Regions from separate parts of the Mus musculus genome. Here region 2 is linked to region 1. Evidence: chromatin loops called from intact Hi-C (ENCODE). Cell type or tissue: heart. All regions are shown on one strand. Each heading gives the region's core, and the rest is flanking DNA. Links, peaks and the distances in the headings are about the cores only. Region 1 has its middle 98 kb from the start of A1cf. Region 2 overlaps Prkg1 (protein kinase, cGMP-dependent, type I).

Region 1 (8,568 bases), core at 221-8,220:
AACCTTTTCTAATTTAGTGTCCCTTAAATGTAGCTGGACTGGGACGATTTGTTTTCAAAGCATTTCCAACCATTGTCTCTGTCTTGCCAGGTAGGCAGTTGTGTATTCTGCATGTGTGCCCTGGTCTATACCTCATGGCAACCTCCTGATTTCTATCTCTACTTCACAAGAAGAGGAGACTGGAGTTGGGAGAGTGGACAGCTGGGTGCAAAAGGCACAGTTAGAAAATGTAGGCTGGAATGAAAGAGACGGCATGTCTGGTTTGTAGGACCAGTTTGCTCCTGTCATGCCACACAGCTGATCAGAGGGACAACACAAAAGCTTATGTTACAGAAATAAGCAACTTCATCTTGGATGTTGGAAATCGTGTGTCCTACCTGTAATGAATGAAAAAAAGGTGGCTTATGTCTCACTCCACAGCAGCAGTCCATCTAGCTTCTCCTAAAGCCAGGACATTCTCTTGAAATTTCTCTCTCTCCGTGTCTCTCTCTCTCTCTGCCTCTGTCTTTCTCCTTCCCTCTCTGTCTTTATCTCTGTCTCCCTCTCCCTTACTTTCTCCCTCCTCTCATTCTCTCCCTCTCTTCCCCCTCCTCCCCTTCCTCCCCCTCTTCCCCTCTCTCCATCTCTCTTGCTCCTCTATCTTTTCTCTCTCTTTTTTTCTCATTTTCTTTCTTAGAAAAAAGTTTCTGTAGCAGTAAGGATGAACCCAGTGGTTTTTGCATGCTGGGCAATCATTGTACCCCTGATCTGAATTGCTAAGCTTCCTGAGAGATTCTGAATAAGGTATAAGACACATTTCCTCTGGTCCCTTCCCATGTCTATGCAATGCTCCGGGCTTCTTAGCTATGAAAGTGAGATTTAATTCACTTTAATTCTCTGTGATTCCACTTTCAAACATACTGTCCCGAAGAGACCACATATTATGAGCTTTGTCAGTAAGAAGTGAATATAAAAGAACAGATAATCCCGGAAGGAATGGCTGGATGCCTGACCTATGATGTAAAATATATTTCGGGGATGTCTCAGCTCTTGTCTGCTTTCCCACAGCCATGCATAAACTGCCTACCCCAGTGTATCTCTGGTTATCTTGCATTTCCTGCAGCTTTGCATCAACCACACTTACATTATTCCCCTTCGGACATTAATACAACTCAATAGCTGCTGCCCAAAGCTGCTATCCTTGTAGGAAGTGAGTGTCTCCAAATTTCTTCAAATACTTGAGACATTGAATTATTGTGGTTATTGCTGCCTTCAGGGTATCTTTGCAGGTTGGTAGCAGAGAACTCTTTGGTAGTGAGGAGGTTGCCACCTGTGTGAGGGACAAGCTGTGCTCCTCTTTCTCTGTGGGCCAGGTCCTCCTAGCAGGTGGGTGGCAGAGGAGGCAGATGTGTCTTATTGTGTTGTCCATGTTCTCTGATCACTTCGGCTTCCACCTGTGGCTTTCAGGAATTAATTGGCAAGATGGGTGTAGACGCAATAAGAGAAATGCCTCGGGGGACAGAACCTGTGAGGGAGAAGAAGAAACAGGTTGGGGAGTTTGAAGGCTGCAACAGAGGTGAGATAGGTGCAAAGCCAGAGGTGAGGGAGGAATAATTGAGAAGAATGTCCCTAGACCCCAGCGTCTTGAGAAAGTCTTTGATGGAATCCAGAGGTGATTCTTAAGAAACCACCTTGATGAAGGAGTCTGTGTTGGTCAAGAGTGACCTGGTCCCAATGTTTCTGCTGTGTTAACTCCTTGACTAGGGTCAGTGTGAACCTCTCTTGAAAGATGGGTTAGATCCTCTGGTGCTCTTGGTAGCAGTTCCTCTTAAGGGAGGTATGAGGGGGCTCCCCTCTGTAGACACTCAGATTGTTAAAAAAAAACCCTCAGCTCTCAGCTCTGGATTCTGCGTTACTGGGATCAAAGCTTGCTTGTACCACTGTCTATGTGATTCTTGGTAAGGTACTTAATTTCTCTAAACTGTTGTTATTATTTCCTCTCTGCTTTTACACTCCTCCCTCCCCTTCTCCTCCTCTTTCTCCTCCCCCTCTCCCTCTCCCACTATTCTTTCCCTTTCCCTTCTCTCTACTCCCTCCTTCCCCAGGGACTCACGATGTAGGTCAGGTTGGCCTTGAGTTCACTATGTAGCTTAGCTAGCCTCAAACTCATTATCTTTCTGTCTTAGCCTCCTGAATACTCTTGAATTCTCGTGTTAGATTACATGTGTTTACCACCACATGTATAAGAGAAGATTATTTTCTTGTTTGAGTTTTCTCCTTTGTTTGGGGAATAGAAGTGAAGAACTGAAATCTCCGCAAGTCCCTTCTTGAATGTGACTCTGCTCTGATATTGAGCAGAAAGAGACTGTGTGTTTTCTTAGGGAAAATTAAGTGGTGTACATTGAAAATAGTTTTCAGGGTCCAGAATTGTGTCTAAACCCAAAAATAATGGCAGACCTGACCAGACAGGAGAAGGCTTTTGACTGGCCTATTGATTATGTTCAAGGATTTAGATATGGCAAACCCAAGCCAGGCTTCAAGACAAGCTATTTAATTATACTGAGATATCCTCTCTCATTATCTTCCATTTTCAACCATCCTAAATTACATTAAGTATTTTTTTCTATCTAATTAGACATAGGACTTTAAGAATAATGTAATCTTCCTTAATGACCACAGGGTTATCACTGTGGCCACCAATTATTACCCCAGGATATATAGGGAGAAACCTTTGGAATTTAAAAGCTTTCAGATGTCTTGTCTCCTAGATAATTGGGAGTACACACACACACACACACACACACACACACACACACTTTAAACAGTGTTGTTTTGTTGTTCTTTTGTTGCCAGTTCTTGAAGCAATGTGCCCATTTCTACTTTCCCAGTTCCAAGAATGAAGGCCTAGTAGTAACTACACACTGTCTCTAGATTAAGGCAAAGGATGCTTGTGACCACAGTTGAAGTCTGAGAGGTCTTGCCTGGAATTGAAGAGTAGTTTTAGGGGCACTTCTGACCATGGGCTCCAGCCTTATGTAGTTCTTTACATTTTGGCATTATTTAACCTTCTTAGAACTCATTTCTACATTGGTGAAACAGAAACTTGGAACAGGGGCATTAAAGTCCCAGAGTGCGACAGGTTGCATGATGTCAGTAGTCAGACTTTGTTGAAAAAAATTTTAATTTGCAGGAGCAGGCTTCTACATCGCTTCCTGTTTTCTTGTATTAGTGTGTGTGATGCTATTGGTTTGCAGCACTGTGACTTGTAGATAAAACTAATAAGGAAAGTTCCTCTTGCCCTGCCTGCTATCTAGGAGCTAGACCATTGGCTGCTTTTCTCCAGTTGATTGAAATCTTATCAGCACCATTAAAAGACAAAAGACCTCAGAACTCCCCCACTATTTAAAAGCATCTAAGTGTCATTAACTAAACAGGCCACTGGATGTCACACTTGATCTAAGTTCTATAGATAAATTCTGCTGTACACATGGTGTCAGTTTGACAGTTACAGGCCTTTGGGTTTTGAGCCATCTGCGATCTTCCAGGCCTGAGTTAGAAAAGTCCCAGGCTGTCGGGAGGTTTTTATTTTGCACCTGTCTTATTTCCCGTTGTCTCAATTAAACTTGAGTGGGTTTAGATGAAATATATATTCTTCAGCCTGCTCAAGAGTTGACCCAGTTGGGTCCTACACTCGATTCCTGCTGGGATGCTCTTTCATTTGTGTGACCCACCCTAAGGCTCCAGTGTGGGAACCCTTGATTGCGTTTTACAAAGAAGGAGCCTGACTACCTGGCATCTTTCACACTTTGACAAGACTGGAAATGAGGCTGGGGGTAGAACTCAGGCCACTTGACCTTTCAGGCAGTCCATGTCGTGGAGTAATGCATTATGGAGAAACAGTGAGATTATGCCCTGTTAAGAACTTTCTAGCAGGAACTAAAGAAATGGCTCAGTGTTTAAGAGACTGTATGGCTCTTCCAGAGAGACCTGAGTTGGTTTCCAGCACCCATATCAGGCAGCTCACAATCACCTAGAACTACAGGTGCCAGCATACAGAGGCCAACATTTTGGGCTTCTATGGACACCAGCCATGACTTGTGCATAGCTCCTCTCACACAATTAAAATGGATTAAATCTTAAAAATTAAATTTCTAAGATTTAGAAATGCAATGAAGAAAGCAAAGCTGCCTGTGTGTGCTTTGGTGAGAAAGAAGTGTCTAGACAAGGAAACACAGATGCTATGACAAAGAAAGAGAAGGAGCATCAGAAAGTCACAGGAGAGACATAACAGTGGAGAGTGGGTGTAAACAGACAGCAAATGGTGCAGAGAAGAAACATAAGGTAAACACAGCTCAAGTCATGGGACTCCATGGGAAATGGGGCGGTCATCCAAAAGTAATATTTTGACTTATCCTATTGGTTTTCTTGTATCCTTTTATTATTTCATTTTGTTCCTCTTCTTCCATTTACCTAAGTTTGGTTATGAGTTTTATGACTATTGGGAAACCCTTTTCATTTTTCTTTCCTTTCTTACTCTGTACTCTGCCCTTCTAGCATTTTTTTTTATTCTTCCATCTACTTCTTTCATCTAACCTGTCATCTCTCCCAGTTTCCACCTTTCCCAGCTTCCCTCTTTTATATCATTTGTTTATTATTTCTATACTTACTCCAAATAATAAACATCAGAGTACACTCTACATTGTTTCACCATTTTCTGTTTATATCCATTGGGGGCCTACTTGGAGCTTTAAATCAGTTTCGAGTCTATTTCTATGTCTCACATGGATTCCTTTTGCTTTTTTGAGTGGTAGTAGGGATAGGATCTTTAGTCACTACAAAGATATTCGTGTTAACATGGATGAGATACCCTCAAACCAATGGATGTACAAATTGTAACATGGAAACCCAAGAAACGTAAAAAAGCAAGGCCACATGGGATAGAAGAGGAAGCCAATGTAGATATTCTAATATCTGATGATGTAGGCTTCAGACCAAAGACACTATAAACTAATAAAAAGAACAATTCATCAAGATATAACATTTGTAAAAATATGTACACTGATACATATTTGGGCTCTTAGTGTTATAACATATACTAATGGGCAGAAACAGCTATAGAAGTTCTGATACAAGTGGGTGATTTCAACTCCCAACTCTTATCTTTGGATAACAGATACCAACTAAAGTTCGGCAAACAACAATCAAATGGATTTGACATATATTGACAGAATGTCATATCCAATTGATATAGAGTGTACATTCTTCTTAGTAGGCCAAACACCTTCTCAAAACTCACATTCTTGGCATTAAAGCAAGTCTGGTTAAATGCAGTAGAGTTTAAATAACTTCTTGATCATATTTTTTTATAGTCAGACAAAATTCAGATGGGAAGGTAAACCACAGAAACTAGACCTGTTGGCTTTATTTTAAGGGTGCAAGAATGATTGAATATACTCAAACATATAAATGTAAAGGCAGAATTCAAGTCGTCATTTCAGTTAATGCACAAAATGGCATTTGACAAAGTTTAATGTTCCTTCAGAATAAAAACCCTGAAGGAAGTAGGAGTAGAAAGAACATAATCTCAACATAAAATGCTGTGTGTGACAAACTGATAGCCAATATTCTACTAAATGGGGAAAAATTGAATGCAGTTCCTCAGGAGAGATGAGGTGCCCACTCCCTCTGCTGTTGTTTAAAGTGGGGTTTGAAGCCTTATCTGGATGAATACAACAAAAGGAATAGACAAAAGGAACACAAGTAGAAAAGGAAGGAATCGAATATCTGTTTGCAATGAGCATGATCCTATACTAAAAGCCAAGAGACCATCTGCAAACTCTTCAGATTTGATAAACCCATTCAGCAAACTAGCAGGATACAAAAAGCAATACATAAAAAAACAGAGCCCTTTTTATACGCCAGTAACAAACCTGCCAAGAAAGAAATGAAAGCCACTAAATACTCAACAGCCTAAAACAACAACAACCAAACCACTACGACCACCAAACCCCAAAACCCAAACAAATGAAAAACAAAAACTACCTAGAATAAACCTAACCAAAGGAATGAGAGATCTCTACAGAGAACACTTAAAAATACTGTCAAGACTAGAAGACTGAAAGGCCTGCCATGCTCATGAATCTGCAGATTTGTTACCACCTATCTATCACATTGTGCATCAAAATTCTAATGGCATTCCTTACAGAAATTGAAAGAAAAATAAATAATCTTAAAGTTCACATGGAAGCACAAAAGGCTCAGAGTAGCTAAAGCAGTCCCACAAGCAGAGAAAACAGGTTTAGAGAGAATAATGAGATAATCTCAAATTATCTCAGAGAACCATACTAAGGAATCCATCATGATATGGGAATGAAAAGAGAGACGAGGGCCGATGCAGTAGAGGACCCAGAGGTATAACGGACTCACCCAGCTGTAATAACCCAGTGTTTGGTAATGGTGTCAAAGGCACACACTGGAAAAAAGATATCCCTTTCACAACTGGTTTTGGATAAAGTGGATATCCATATATTGTAGAACGAAATGGACACACGTCTCTTATCCATCACAGAGACCAGTTTTTAAATGAATCAAAGAGTCAAAAAATACAAAAACCTTTGAGGTTTCTAGTAGTACAAGAAATAATTCCAAGGAATAACAAATAGGAACTTGTGAGATTAAAAGGTCTCTGCACAGCAAAAGAAGTCCCGAACTGAGGAAAGAGGTTCTCTAAAGACTGGGGAAAATCTTTGCTAAGATATAACTTGATAGGGGATTAATAAAGAATTACTGATAGCTAACCTGGATCCCTGAGACACTGTATCACCAACCAGGCAGCATACACCAGCTGATATGAGGCCTCCGGACACATAATGCAGCAGAGGACTGCCTCAGTGAGAAAAGAAGCACCTAACCCTTGAGAGACTTGAGGCCCCAGGGAGGGGAGAGGTCTGGTGGGATGTTGGGGGAGGGGACATCCTCTTGGAGATAGGGGGAGGAGGAATGAGATGTGAAACAGTTAGAGGGTGTACTGGGAGGAGAATAATGACTGGACTGTAAAAAATGATGAAAGAATAATTTTGAAAAAGAATTACTGATATTCAATGTCACTCTCATTCTGAACCCCCAGTTAATGCATGAGCTGATGCAATTTATAGACAGTTCTCAAAAGGAGAGATGCACATGTTGATTACTATTTGGAAAAGTGTTCTAAATTCTTAGCCATCGGGGAAATGCAGATGGAAACTGCCTTGTGATCCCATCTCACTCAGAATGTCTTTCATCAGGAAAGCTAAATAAATGAATGCCATAAAAATATTGTGAAAGAGGCACCCTTATCCCTTATTCCCTGCTCAAATGTGAACTTGTGCAGCCACTGTGGGAACCAGGGTGGAGGAGGTTCCTCAAAACAAAACAAAACAAAACAAACAAAAAAAACCAAACCACCACCACCAACAATAACAACAAAACAACATACTATCCATCTTTACTGCTCATAGATGTATTCCTAAAGGATACTGAGTTAGCAGATGGCAGAGAGCCTTGAACATCCGTGGCGATTGCTGCACTGCTTACAGTAGCCAAGGTACGAAGCCTGCTTAGATGCCCATCAAAAAACAGCTGATTGGATAAAGTGCTGTACAGGTGTAAAGTAGAATCAAATGATGACATTTGCAGGAAGTTGAATGGATCTGGAATCATTATACTAAGTAAAAATAAGTTATACTGATAATGACAAATACGATTTGCTTTCTCTCATATGATGTATCTGTGTTTAAATGTATACCTGTGTGTGTGCATGAGTGCATATATGTGTGTATGTGTGCATGCGAGCGCATGTGCTGTGTTTAGGTCATATAAATAGGAAGGTCACTCTGAGGAGAGAGAAATCTAAAGGGAGAAAAAACCCCTGAGCGGTAATGAAGTATGTGTGTTATGGAAGTAGAAGGGCGAACTATTTGGATGGATGAGGAGGATTAGCAATAGGGAGAAGGGAGGGCTGTGGGAAACGAATAAAAACAATGGCAATTATGTCTAAAAACGTCACAATAAGACACAACGAAGAATCATCACCTAACTCGGCCTTTGTCTAAACTCTGTCTAACCACAGGCCATAGAAGCTTTTTTCTTTCTTTGCTCCAGCCCCAGCTTGGGTGTCTCATCTCATGAATATTTTGTTGCATCAACTTGGTTGGGATCGAGACTGTATCCTGTGGTTGGTTGTTGCAATATGATCCCCAAGGCTCTTACCAGAGACACATTAGCCTAAGGAGGAAGTCTACATGCTCTGCAGGACGTCTGTAAGACAAGCTAGGGGTCATGATTTATCTCAGCTCTTATCAGAAAAAGGAAGCCAAGTGTTCCCTCTGAGATCTAGTAAGTGGTAATATGACTACATGTATATGTGAGCATGTTCACACACAATTTAAATTATTATAGCTTCTGAACAAATGATATAGTGACACTGTTCACACCACACTGCTATGTTGGAAAGGCAGAGCCAAGAGACTGCAATTATATTTACAATTTAGTTTCCTCTATTGAGTTGTCATTAGAACAGCGGAAAGCAGGCAAGGCAGCTACAGAGACAAG
Region 2 (8,568 bases), core at 415-8,414, 1.1 Mb after region 1:
TAGAATGTTTATTTTCCTTTTCTCACAGTGTTCTGCCTTCATCTGTATATGACATGCACAGGTACTCTTAGTCGATACATTACCAGTGCTCTACTGAAATGAGAGTTTTCTACTACTCTCTGAAATGAGAGAACTGGGAATCATGCTGAACCCAGAGTCTCCTCCATACTGGAGATATTCCAGGCTTCTGAGTAATATCCCAACTCAGAGGTGTCTGGGGAAAAATTCAGATCAAACAAAAAGAGCTTAGAGCCTTTAAGTAATGTGTAGTGTTAGAATCTACAGTAAGCTGCGAAGTGGCTCAGTGATAGAATTCTTGACTAGCCTGCATGATGCCCTGGGTTTGTTTAGTCATGAGCAACATAAAGCAAAGAAGATATAAGTTTCATAGACTCAACTATCAAAAAATAACCTCTCAATATGTGAGAGGAATTATTTGTGTGTGTGCATGTGTGTATGCATGTGTGTGTATATATGTATTGAAACTTGGGGGAAAAATCGTGAAGATTTAGATGAACATAGATGAAAACCATTGCCAGAGATTTTTTTTTTTGGTGGGGATGTAATTTGCCATATGACAGTCTTTAAGTATGTTAAGGAATTGGCAGGGTTTTTGTTGTTGTTTGTCAGTGGGTTTTCTCCAGAATAGCCTATGCAAGGTCCATAAATTAATATGGCTCTTAAGTATTTTGTTTGAATAAATTAAAGCACAGTTCAAGTCATTTAGACTTAATAAAAGTAATCTGACTTAGAATAAGGACTACAACTTCCAGGTATGGTTGTGACTATGCATCCACAAAGCTATTTGCTCAACGTTCTCACATGCTGCCATTCTAATCACGATCAACAGAGCCCAAAATGTCAAAGCTAGAAGGGAGTACATGGGCCTTTTAATGAAACCCACGTTTTCCCAGATGAATTTTATCAATCATCCTTAATGACGAGTCCTTCACATGTCCCCAAAACTTATGTCCTTACCTTGTGCTCACAGCGAGCCCCATCTTGTGCTCACAGCTTGCACCACCCCCCACCCCCCCCCCCCCCGGCATCTATTTTTCAGTAGTGAACAAACGGTTTGAAAGGTGTTACTGTGCACAAAAATCTTTTGGTTACATAAGACTGTAACGATTCAAGCCCAGATGGGCTAATTATGAACATAATTTATTCCAGGTGCCTTTCAGTAATTAACAAAAAGGAGTGGTTGTTGCCTGTTTCACAGAGCACACTCAGCAGCACCGTGTGAGAAATGTGTACCTGGGTGAGGGATGGAGGGTATTAGCCACGTCTCTCTAGAGGAACAGATCTGATAGAATGAAAGAAAAATCTATATGGATATAATATATCCCCTATATATGGGATTTATTAGAGTGGCTGCGTTATAGGCTGTTGCCTAGCTTAATCTAACAATGGCTGTCTTCCAAGACAAAGTCCAAGAATCCAATACCTGTTTGGTCCAGGAGGCCTGATGTCTCTGCTGGAAGAAGTAGACTCTAGTACCACTGAAGAAGTGCTTCATCAGCAGGACGAATGAACTTGCCAGTGTGATGAGGGAAGGTGGTAAAGAAAGCTGCTGCTTCCATGAGCTCTCTACTGGCTGCCTTGAGAAGGGGTGTTCGAGATTTAGGGTGGGTCTTCTGACTTCAAATGGTCCAATCAAGGAACATCCCTCACAGATGTGCTGAGCTGTTTGGAGTTTTAGTTGATTACGGACTCCATCTGGAATTGACAACCAAGAGTAGCCAACAATCACAGGGAATAGTCAGTGTGTAACTGGTCACGAGCCTTGAGAGATCCGGAGAAGACTTTAGAAAAGATGGCAGAGCTGCCTTCTTACCAGACAGGCAGAGGCATCCTTCCTGTCTGTGGTACCTGTCAGTGTGTGTCATCCAGTGTGTTTTATTACTAGAGATGGAAGAAGAGTATATTCGAGGTAGTATTCAGTGCACAGAACTGGAAAAGTAAGTATGGCTCAAATTCTTTCCTCTTGGCTTCTTTCCCTTGCTGTGCTAGGGATAGAACTCAGAGCCTTTAATATATTAGTCACACACTGCCACGGAGTGGACCGTAGTCTGGTATCCACTTGAACTTTACTGCGTCTCTCCAGCCACTCCCACATCCTCTTGGCTCTCTACAGACAGCTGAGAGAGATCTGGATAAAGCTGAAGGTTCTAATAGGGGAGCAATCATAAGGATTAAACATTTAGAAATGGGAAGAATTTGGTTCTATCCAGTGACTGGTGAGATGTTCAACTTTAAGTGGATGAAGTACTACCAATGAGTCCAGCATCCCTGTCTTCAGACCCTCCGGGGGCACCACTACCTAAGACCATGAAAGCTGGGAGTGAAGGGAATTTTGTGGTTTTTAAAGTCAGTTCTTATTATCTATAGTCTCAGTGCACAGGGAGTGATATCTGTGACTCATATTAGGCTTAAACAGACCTGTTGGTGATTAAAGACCATAAGATTATGCATATTAGTGTTCCCATATGGTTATAAATGCTTGTGTGAGTTTTCTTGTGTTTGAGTTTAAAATCCCTTAGTGTTATATCAGCTAACTTCTAGACACGATCTAGTTAGACTAACAAGCGTTGGTACTGAAGATTCTTGCTTTAATTAGCCATTATTTATTATTATTATTATTATTATTATTATTACCACCATCATGCTTATGTGTATGTATGGGCATGCCTGTATACACATGTAAAACAGAGACAACTTTCAAGAGTTGGTTCTTGCCCTGGACTTTGCTGAGGTAGGATCTTTTGTTTAGATTGCTCCGCTGTTACCTGCTTCAGATTCGCTGGCTCTTGGACTTTTGATGCAATCTCCTGTCTCCCCCTCCCACCTCAAGGTAGGAGGCTGGGATTACAGATTTGCGCCCTGACATCTGGCTTTCACATAGGTTACAGGATTTGAACTCAGGTTGTTAAACTCAGGTTGTGGTCAGAGCTTTTGCCTGCTAAGCCATCACCCAACCCCATAGCTCTATTTCTAAGATAGGTAAAAGTGACTATATAAATAAATAAAACCTTTAACCTGGAATTATTCTGAATCAACACCTAATGGGTTCTTCTTTATTTTTTTTCACAAGAACCTCTAGATTTATTTAAATAAGGTTCCTGATCTAGGGAACACCTGTGTGCTCATTGCATTTATTTCCCTGGGGGAGGGACTATGAGTTGGGCCTGATTTGAAACAGGGTAGCCAAGGCTGACCTGGAACTCACTGTATTCCCAGCTGGCCTCAAACTTGTGACAATCCTCACGCCTCAGCCTTACAAGCGCTGGGTCACAGGTGTGAGCCACCGTGCCTAGCAAACACAATTACCTCTGAGCTACTCCAATAGTTCTTATTGAACAGATGTCAATGGGGTCAAATGACTAGACTAGTCATTGGGGAAGGGACATATGAAGGGGAAAGCAGAAATGAGTCTATACTTGGAGCTCCATATCAGCTTTATAGCTATCAAATGTGACTACATAAATAAGTTATATAGCTATCGAACATAGGTGGGGGCATGGTGGGATAGTTTTCTCTTATATCCCTACCCCCCAAAAAAAAGGAAAGGAAAGGAAAGGAAAGGAAGAGAAAAAGGAAAACAAAAGCCTTTGTCTATATTCCTACATTTAAAATTATGTCAGACTTACTGGGGCTATACTGTTGTCTACGGTGCCACCTATTGGTAAAATGAAGCAAAAACAATCTACTGTCATTGGTACAGTATCCTCTTAAATCTCCTTAGAGTTTTGCAGGCAGCTGTTAGAAAGCAGATTGTCTGTGATCCGACTAAAATAGGAGATGAATCATGTGCCTTATGCAGAGATGCTCAATTTTGTCATTTAGTAGAGACCCAGATAGGATCTAGGAGGCAGGATATCCGACTTCCCTAGTTCATAGCTCTGCCAAAAAAAGGGGGGGGGTAGGGTGGGGTGGGGGGGAGGGCTGTGAGATTGTTTAGGGATTCTAAGCACTTGGCTCTTCTCATCTACTGGAATGCAAGTGGAATCGTCTCATATGACTGCTGCCTTATACAAATGTGAGCTGAAGTGCAGAGTCTTTTGTAACATGATCTCTCAGAGCCTTTGTGAAGTCACACAGCTATAGCAAAGGGCTGGCTCAGAAGATGTAACTTTCAAAAATTAGTTTTGTGAGAATAGCCGACATAAACTGTAAACCCCTCTAAACAAGCATGTGGTTAGCTTTCATGGAAGAAAAGGTTAAATACCAAGTACAATATGATAGATGGCTGAAGGAGTCATTGAAGTTTTTTGAGATACACACACACACACACACACACACACACACACACACTCCTGCTGAAGCTCAGGAAGGCTTTGATCTTATACTTGTCATCATACTGCTCTGGCCACTCTCAGTGTGATTACAGGCTTGTGCTACCAAGACCAGCATGAAGAATTAGATTTCAGTTAAATTAGCAGGCTTAACAAATATTAGGACTTCTCATTTCAGTGGTGCCCATGTGTATAACCTAAACCAGAAACATACATACACTAGGCATTGGAGTAAAATAGGAAAATTGATAAGACGTCCTTCATTACTGATTGAAAAAAAATGCTACTATGAAAATCATAATTAAGGCAGATTCCTTCACACTTTTGAACTTCCCCAGCTTTTATAGGGCAATGTTGTTACTTGTGAGTTTTACTCACCTCCCACTTACTGTGCAGTTGGTGTTTGAGGTAGATTTTTTTCCATTAATCATTTCATTTGTTTACATTTAAAATCTTATCCCTCTTTTTTTGGTCTCCCTTCTATGTACACTCCACCTATTCCCTTCCCCTTTGTCTCTAAGAGGGTGCTCCTCCACCCACTCACCCACTGACCTCTCAACTCTCTAGCATCCCTCTACACTGAGGCATCAAGTCTACACAGGACCAAGCGCCTCCCCTCCCACTGATGTCAGATGAGGCAATCTTCTGCTACATATGAAGCAGGAGCCATGGACCCACCCATGTCTGTACTCTTGGTTGGCAGCTTAGTCCCCGGTAGCTCTGAGGCATCTGGTTAGTTGACACTGTGGTTCTTACTATGGGGTTGCCAACCCCTTCAGCTGCTTCAGTCCTTCCCCTAACTCTTTCATTGGGGTTCCCCCGGTCAGTCCAATGGTTGGCTGTGAGTATCTGCACCTGCCTTAGTCGGGTGCTGGCAGAGCCTCTCAGAGGCCAGCGATACCAGGCTCCACTGAAAGGCTGGCTGTACTAACACTGCTTTGTCTATTTAGAGTTTGGGTGGGTAACCCAGAAAACCAGCAGAACACTGGATTTGTGGGGTTCATGTTAGAAAGCCAAAATTATCTCCTAAATTCCTTAGTCAGTACTTTTTTCTAATCACATGAGTTTAACGTTGGCTTCTGTGTCATGCACCTTTTTAAGTTTTATCTTCTGGATTTGACCCTCTTGATTTTCTCTTATAATGTCTCTAGTATTTTGATTCCTTCGGATAATTGATGATAATTTTCCTATTTCAAGTTTCTTAATCACATCTACCAAGTTCCTCTTCCATATAAAATAGAGTGTACAGACATTCTGAAGATTGGGATGTGTTGAGACCTTTGAGGACTTATGATGCTGTCTTCTATAAATGCCTCAAATAAGTATATTAATTTAAATAATATTTTGATCACTATATAAAATTAAATAGTAGGTTTTGAAGTTATCTTAAGTAAGAAAGATTTTATTTCTATGATGAGTTCTATTTTAGACTCTTAAAATTTAATGTTGAAGATATTCTGTTTTGGGATTGGTCATTGATTTGACAAAATAGCATCATGGTACAAAACAACACTCTCACATAATTAAGGAATTCATGGAATGGAAGTATCTGAAATAGGCTATGGTGTCTACAAGTGGAATTAAAAAATACTTGAGTATTATAATAAATATAAATGCTCTCAGGTTTTTTTATAGATATTCTTGTTGTATAAACACACAGAGAAACAAAGGCATGTTATAGAGCTGACATTGATCAAGAAAAATCCAGATGACAGCTCTGACTATGTGCCAGAGATAGGTGGTACTCATGGTCAGGTTGACAGTACTTAGGATCACCATGGTAACACACATCTGGCACTTTCCAGAAAGGTTTAAATGAAGAGGAAAGACCCATCTAAATATGAACCCCAGTATCCTGTAGATTGAGGCCTCATATTGAATAAAAAGGAAAGAGCTGACTGGACACCAGCACTCATCTCTCTCAGCTGCCTGTCTGCCAATGCAGTGTGACCGGCTCTCTTTCCCATGCTCCTTCCATAACACCTTCCCCAGCATGGTGGATTTTACCCCTTATATTGTGCGCTAAAATAAGCTTTTCCACCCATAAGTCGCCTTTGTCATATATTTTGCCTCAGCATGGAGAAAGGCATTGTTCAACATCAGTTTTTGGAGGAGTGATTGTTTGAATCAGATTCAGCTTCCTCCAGTGGAATTCAAATGACTTATCGTTGAAATGAGTAATAGAAGCTTCAGCTCGAGTTTGAGTTCTCTCGTCAATAACCTTTCATCCACCGAGTGAAGGTAGTTGAAAATCGCAGTTATGTAAGGCAGAGATATCAGCTATCCAAAGACATTTATTTTCACTCATAAAATCATAGATGGTGGTGCACGCCTTTAATCCCAGTACTCAGGAGCCAGAATTCAGGTGGATTTCTGAGTTTGAGGCCAGCCTGATATACAGAGTGAGTTCCAGGACAGCCAGGGCTATACAGAGAAACCCTGTTTCCGGGGGTGGGGGGGGGAAGAGGAGGAGAAGGAGGAGGAGGAGGGGAAGGAGGGAGGAGGAGGGAGGAGGGAGGAGGGAGGAGGGAGAAGGAGAAGGAGAAGGAGAAGCAGAAGAAGAAGAAGAAGAAGAAGAAGAAGAAGAAGAAGAAGAAGAAGAAGAAGTTGTTTTTATTTTTCAAAAGGATGAGGTAACAAAAGAACTTATTTAGTGAGATTTGGCTCCTGAAAATATCTATTAACAAGGCATCTTCCGGACAGAACGCTCCGACAACAGAGGTAAAATATTTCCGTGATGGCTTTTTCACAGTTAAATGGGGAAAAAGCAGATAAACAAAGCAGCCTTACTTTTGTAGTCCATTCTTATGTATTCTTGTGAAGAAAAGATATTTTCCTCATATTAGCATGGCATAGAGAAGAGGATTTTTTTGAACATGTCAACATTTTCAAGTTTAGTGATCTTAGAGTATAAATTTGAAGATTTTGGTCGATTTTCTGAAGAATCTTTTTGCTGATATAATAATGTATTTTGAAAAATACTACTGATATACATTAAATATACACACAAATATGAGAAAACAAGGGTATAGATATGTATCAATAGTCTTTCCTTTTGTTTTTGTTTTTTGTTTTTTGTTTTTTTGAGACTGGGTTTCTTTGTGTCACAGCCCTGGCTGTTCTAGAACTAGCTTTGTAGACCAGGCTAGCCTCAAACTCACAGAGATCCTCCTGTCTTTGCATCCTAAGTTCTTGGATTAAAGGTCTGTGCCACTGCCACCAGAGCCAATGCTTTAATACATATTGACATTCTACATTTATTTTAACACAGAGAACATTTTTTTTCAGAAAATGATTTTATAGGTCCAACTTGACCAATCAAAACATAGTTATGATTGGATGTAATTAGTACTTTTAGCATACTTTGGTATTCGTCAAGCATTCTGGGTTAGCTTGATCAATTTTATTGTTAATCCGTGCACAAAGCCCTTAGCACAATCCCTGGTTCATTGTAATCTCTTATTATTACCATAAGCAGCTTAGTGAGATGCCTTCTGATCCACATAACCTTTTGTAATCCATTTCTCTCTGGCCCGTGGAAAACTCTCTTAGATACCGAGTTCACCAGTTGGATATTTGTTACTTTTTTTTCTTTTAACCTACTACAGATGCCCTTTTCATTTTTCCTTCCCCAAAGCTGCATGACTTGTAAGCTCTATATTTGCCCTTTATGCAGAAGACAGAACATCTTGTGTTCCTTTGGTTCTTTAGTGCCTACGGGAGGAGGAACTGATTTGCTTGTGTTGTGACTGGGACTGAGCACATGTCTCTTCTACCCAATGGTGCAAGGGCAGAGGCCCAGGATGGTTGAAATCCCTCATGACTGTGCTCACCTAGTTGTCTTAAAGGCTTTCACAGGTCTGCAAGCACCAGTCTGAGCCTCTCCCACTCTTTCAGGAGTCTTTACTCTCTCTACCTCAGCCTTCCCTCAGCCGCATTGTGTTTATCTGTCAGACTTTCAGTAATTCCCAGTGTCCTTCATGGCTTCAACCCATGGATCTTAGCTTTGATCTGCATATTGATTTCAGTCTTGTCATAGCCTTTTAACAGTCTATAGCTTCCTAATGCAATCTTACTTTTGCTCAGAAAGACTCCTAGCATCACAGGGGTTTACAGTTATTTTATCTCCGTAGTCGTTAATCATCTCATCTCCCTCTTCTACACCTAATATTATTTCCAAAGGTCTCAAGACCTCGAACCTAGGACTTTGGTGAATCCCTCTTTTCTTGGGGCATCATCAATGACTTGTTTGCCTTCTTTTGCATTGGAATTCTGC

What was found. Peaks named below come from ENCODE experiments on the same cell type or tissue, not always from the same donor. Only the 100,000 strongest peaks of a DNase experiment are listed, where the experiment ranks them.
Region 2: it touches region 1 in a loop (26-fold over the local background); 3 of 42 quality-filtered maps call a loop at or near these places.

What each region holds. Positions count from the first base shown.
Region 1 is chr19:31,963,015-31,971,582 of GRCm38, reverse strand. No RefSeq gene overlaps it. Among named protein-coding and RNA genes, the nearest start is that of A1cf, 98 kb to the right of the region's middle. In heart, for the core only: a CTCF peak has its summit at 3,424; no DNase peak of the experiment used is centred there; H3K27me3 peaks cover 542 bases.
Region 2 is chr19:30,838,615-30,847,182 of GRCm38, reverse strand. The region is part of intron 5 of Prkg1 (protein kinase, cGMP-dependent, type I); the gene reads left to right. Among named protein-coding and RNA genes, the nearest start is that of Cstf2t, 240 kb to the left of the region's middle. In heart, for the core only: a CTCF peak has its summit at 3,691 (motif pointing left); no DNase peak of the experiment used is centred there; H3K27ac peaks cover 479 bases.